Linked DNA regions of Homo sapiens: region 2 is linked to region 1. Evidence: read pairs that join two places in POLR2A ChIA-PET (ENCODE). Cell type or tissue: GM12878. All regions are shown on one strand.

Evidence for each region. Peaks named below come from ENCODE experiments on the same cell type or tissue, not always from the same donor. Only the 100,000 strongest peaks of a DNase experiment are listed, where the experiment ranks them.
Region 2: POLR2A ChIA-PET joins it to region 1 with 7 read pairs; 2 of 35 experiments call an interaction of 5 or more read pairs at or near these places.

Annotation. Positions count from the first base shown.
Region 1 is chr2:171,339,907-171,342,406 of GRCh38, forward strand. The region is part of intron 3 of METTL8 (methyltransferase 8, tRNA N3-cytidine); the gene reads right to left. Among named protein-coding and RNA genes, the nearest start is that of METTL8, 93 kb to the right of the region's middle. In GM12878, no CTCF peak of the experiment used is centred here; no DNase peak of the experiment used is centred here; H3K27ac peaks cover 638 bases.
Region 2 is chr2:171,539,656-171,542,155 of GRCh38, forward strand. It overlaps CYBRD1 (cytochrome b reductase 1), which reads left to right. Exons shown (of 4, transcript NM_024843.4): 2 at 1,930-2,138. Among named protein-coding and RNA genes, the nearest start is that of CYBRD1, 18 kb to the left of the region's middle. In GM12878, a CTCF peak has its summit at 1,768 (motif pointing right); a DNase peak (open chromatin) is centred at 1,016; H3K27ac peaks cover 1,532 bases.

The sequences.
Region 1 (2,500 bases):
TTAAAGAAAGGTCCAGGCGCGGTGGCTCATGCCTGTAATCCCAGCACTTTGGGAGGCTGAAGCGGGTGGATCACGAGGTCAGGAGTTCGAGACCAGCCTGGCCAACATAGTGAAACCCCATCTCTACTAAAAATACAAAAAGTTAGCCGGAGGTGGTGGCAGGTGCCTGTAATTCCAGCTACTCAGGAGGCTGAGGCAGGAGAATTGCTTGAACCTGGGAGGTGGAGGTTGCAGTGAGGTGAGATTGCACCATTGTGCTCCAGCCTGGGCAACAAGAGTGAAACTCTGTCTCAAAAAAAAAAAAAAAGAATGAGGGCTGGGCACGGTGGCTCATACCTGTAATCCCAGCACTTTGGGAGGATGAGGCAGATGGACACTTGAGGTAAGGAGTTCAAGACCAGCCTGGCCAACATGTTGAAACTCCATCTCTACTAAAAAAATAAAAATTAGCTGGGTGTGGTGGCAGACACCTGTAATCGCGGCTCCTCAGGAGGCTGAGGCAGGAGAAATGCTTGAACCCGGGAGGAGAAATTTGCAGTGAGCAGAGAACACGCCATTGCACTCCAGCCTGGGCAACAGAGTGAGTTGTCTCAAAAAAAAAAAAAAAAAAAAAAAGAGCCTGGAGCAGTGAGACAGAGTGAGACCCTGTCTCAAAAATTAATAAATAAACAAATAAAAGAAAGGACACCTTATTTTTAATGTATTTACAAATACAATTTCAGCATAAATGCAAATTGGTGATCAGACAGGAAATTTCAAAATTATAAACAACATAATTTAAGAGCTAAAAGGGTCCATTGGAACAATTTACTCCAACCTCCCTTTTTGCATTTGAAGAAAGGACCTAAATCCACTTGTTCCAAGTCCTAGAGCCCCATCACAGTGAATCCATGGCCATGTCTCCTGACTTTTGGAATCTGGAGGCCATCCCGTAACTCCATTCTTCCCCCAACCTCCAAGGCATCTCTTCCTACTGACATCTCCCAAGATGAAGCCTTAAAGAAAATTTCTGATGCTCTTAAAACAAATATGCATTTTATGATGTCATCCTGTGGTCAGGGTTAGGTCAATAGTCTCAGAGCTTCAGGTAATTCTTCGCTTTCTGCCTCTTCCTATTTGCTCCTTAAATTAATAAAGTAAGGGCCGGGCACGATGGCTCATGCCTGTAATCCCAGCACTTTGGGAGGCCGAGGCGGGCGGATCACGAGGTCAGGAGTTCAAGACCAGCCTGACCAACATGGTGAAACCCCATCTCTACTAAAAATACAAAAATTAGCCAGGTGTGGTGGCAGGCGCCTGTAATCCCAGCTACTCAGGAGGCTGAGACAGGAGAATCACTTGAACCTGGGAGGCGGAGGTTGCAGTGAGCCGAGATCACGCCATTGCACTCCAGCCTGGGCCATAGAGCAAGACTCCGTCTCAAAAAAAAAAAAAAATTAATAAAGTAACCCACTCTCTCCCTCATTTATTCAACAAACATGTCTTTTATTTATTTATTTATTTTATATTTTTAGTAGAGACAGGGTTTCACCATGTGGGCCAAGCTGGTCTCAAACTCCTGACCTCAAGTGATCTGCCTGCCTCCACCTCCCAAAGTGCTGGGATTACAGGCGTGAGCTACTGCGCCTGGCACGTTCCTTTTTTTTCCCTTTTTTTTTTTCCGTGTTCTTGGGCAGTGCTACAGGCAGTAACAATTTCTTGAGTGCTATTATGTAATAGGCCTAATCCACGCATTAGGAATTACTTTAACCTACTGTAGACGCATGCCATTTTAAAAGTGCAAAAGCTTTCTTTCTAGGAATACAGAATAATTTCCAAGATTTGGTGTTAGGTGAAAAAGCAAGGTATATAACAGTGTCTATATTCTGTAACCACTCATTAAAATAAGAAGAAAATACGCATGTATGGTTACATAGAAATATTCATGTACACACACACACACACACACACACACACACACACTTGTAGAAGGTACAAAATACTTCTAGAAGGATAATCACATAATCAGTAATACTGGTTGCCTCTAGGGAGAGGAAAGGAGTGGCTGGGGACCACAGTTGGAAGGAGAATTTTCATTTGAATTTTGATCCATGTGAATTTACTATACATTCCAAAAATAAATTAAACTAAAAATAAAAATAAGAGATGCATTTCCTTCACAATTTTAAAGAAGCCCCTACTCTCAGAACAAGCAGTTGCCTGTAATCAGGTTCATCTTTGTTACAGAACCCTGTCCTGAGGCCCTTATAATTTTCTTCTTTCCAATTTTATCTTTATGGCCTTGTACCGTGGATCTCCACCCATCTGGCCACAAGACTTCCTTCCCATCAAGGCTGAATTGTATCTGGCAGCAGGAATGCTATAAAGACTGAAACTCCCATCTGTATTTAAGGTCTGAGAAATGAAAGTGGATCTTTGTAACAAAAGAATTATGTGATATTAAGTCCAAAACATACTCACCTCTGCACTAATGGAAAGAAACCTATTTATGGTTGATCTG
Region 2 (2,500 bases), 200 kb after region 1:
TTAAGGTGGCCATATAATTTATTGCTTAAACCAGGACACTTAAGACAACCCTTTGTAAAAAAACTTTTGTTTTCTTTTTTTTTTTTTCCCCGAGACGGAGTCTTGCTCTGTCACCCAGGCTGGAGTGCAGTGGCATGATCTCAGCTCACTGCAACCTCTGCCTCCCAGGTTCAAGCGATTCTCCTGCCTCAGCCTCCCAAATAGCTGAGATTACAGGTATGCACCACAATGCCTGGCTAATTTTTTTGTATTTTTAGTAGAGACAGGGTTTCACCATGTTGGTCAGGCTGGTCTTGAACTCCTGACCTCAAGTGATCTGCCCACCTCGGCCTCCCAAAGTGTTGGGATTACAGGCGTGAGCCACCGCGCCAGGCCATAAAAAACTTAATTGGAGTTTGTTCTACATGCAGAATGATGAATCTTCTGTCTATGACACCTGTGAAACCAGCACCTAGATTGAGAAACAGAATGTTAGTAGGAGTCTTCAAAATCCCTTGTGTGTTCCATTGTAATTGCTGTATCCTTCCCCACGAAGGCAACTACTATCCTGACTTTTCCAATGCAGAGATGAGTTTTGCTGGTTTCTATACTTCATATAAATTGAATTACACTATATACTTGTTAACGTCTGGCTTCTTGAGATTGACATTATAGGTTGATCCATATTACTGGGTCTAGTTCTAGTTGTAGATCGTTTCTTTCCATGGTGTAAATTTATTTATTCATTCTATTGATGATGGGCATTTGGGGGAGTTTCCAGGTTTTGGTTACTATAAATAGTACTGCTAATAATATTCTAGTATCTTTTGATGATCATATAAATATTTCTTTTTGGCATATACCCGAGAGTGAAATTGCTGGACAATAAGGTATGCATAACTTTACCTTAAGTAGATACTGCCAGTTTTCCAAAGTTTTGTTCTCATTAAAGCACTCATCAGCAGAACATTAGAGTTCTGACTGCTGTATATTCATTTTGATACTTGGTGTTTTCCAGGTTTAGCCATTCAGATATGTGGTAGAGGTATTCTCATTCGGCTTAAATTTGTATTTCTCTATTGCATGGTTTAAATTTGCATGTTTTTCTGTTCCTTTCTTTTTCTTATCAAACTAAGACTTTTTTTTTTTTTTTTGTCTTCCTCTGTTGCCCAGGCTGGAGTGCAGTGGCGCAATCTCGGCTCACTGCAACCTCTGCCTCCCGGGTTCAAGCGATTCTCGTGCCTCAGCCTCCAGAATAGCTGGGATTACATGTGCATGCCACCCCATGCCTGGCTAATTTTTGTATTTTTAGTAGAGATGGGGTTTCACCATGTTGGCCAGGCTGGTCTTGAACTGCTGACCTCAAGTGATACCCCGCCTCAGCCTCTCAAAGTGCTGGGATTACAGGCATGAGCCACTGGGCCCGGCCAAACTGAGACATTTTTAAGAAGAAAGGAGACAACAGGCATAAATCAGATTGTTAAGATTAGGAATTTGGTTTTGGATAAGTTTGAGATGTCTGGGAAGCAAACGCCGTACGGAAATACCAAGAAGACATTGGATTATGCAGATCTGAAGCTTAGAAGACAGTTCTGGGCTGGAGATATAAATTTTTTGGAGTCCCTGCCATGGAGACAGCATTTCAGTGAAAGAGTGAATGAGATCACCCACAAGAGGGAGTGCAGAGGGAGAAAAAGCCCTAGGACCGAGCCTGAGAGGCACCAAGGTTCATTCACAAGTTGGGAGTGAAGAAAATGCCAGCAAAGGAACTCCTCCACCGTCCCCTAGAGGGAGCCACTGAGAGGCAGGGGTAACATGGGGAAGAGGGGAGAAGCAAAAGCCAAGGGAAAAAGGTTTCAAAAAGGGAGTGTCCAGTGTGTCAAACTGTTCATTTTGTGTTGTTTAAAAAACAAAACAAAACACATTCTGTGTCCTTTCGTCTTTCCCTAGCCATCATCGTCTACAGACTGCCGTGGACCTGGAAATGCAGCAAGCTCCTGATGAAATCCATCCATGCAGGGTTAAATGCAGTTGCTGCCATTCTTGCAATTATCTCTGTGGTGGCCGTGTTTGAGAACCACAATGTTAACAATATAGCCAATATGTACAGTCTGCACAGCTGGGTTGGACTGATAGCTGTCATATGCTATTTGTTACAGGTCAGTATTTCAGTGTATTTACAAGCAAGTTATAAAAACAATTCAGAGACTGTAAATGTTTTCTTTTCTTTTTTTTTTTTTTTTTTTTTGAGACAGAGTCTCGCTTAGCCACCCAGGCTGGAGTGCAGTGCTGCGATCTTGGCTCACTGCAACCACTGTCTCCAGGGTTCAAGTGATTCTCCTGTTTCAGCCTCCCAAGTAGCTGGGATTACAGGTACCCACCATCGTGCCAGGCTAATTTTTGTATTTTAGTAGAGATGGGGTTTCACCATGTTGGCCAGGCTAGTCTTGAACTCCTGACCTCAGGTGATCCGCCTGCCTCAGCCTCCCAAAGTGCTAGGATTACAGGTGTGAGCCACCGC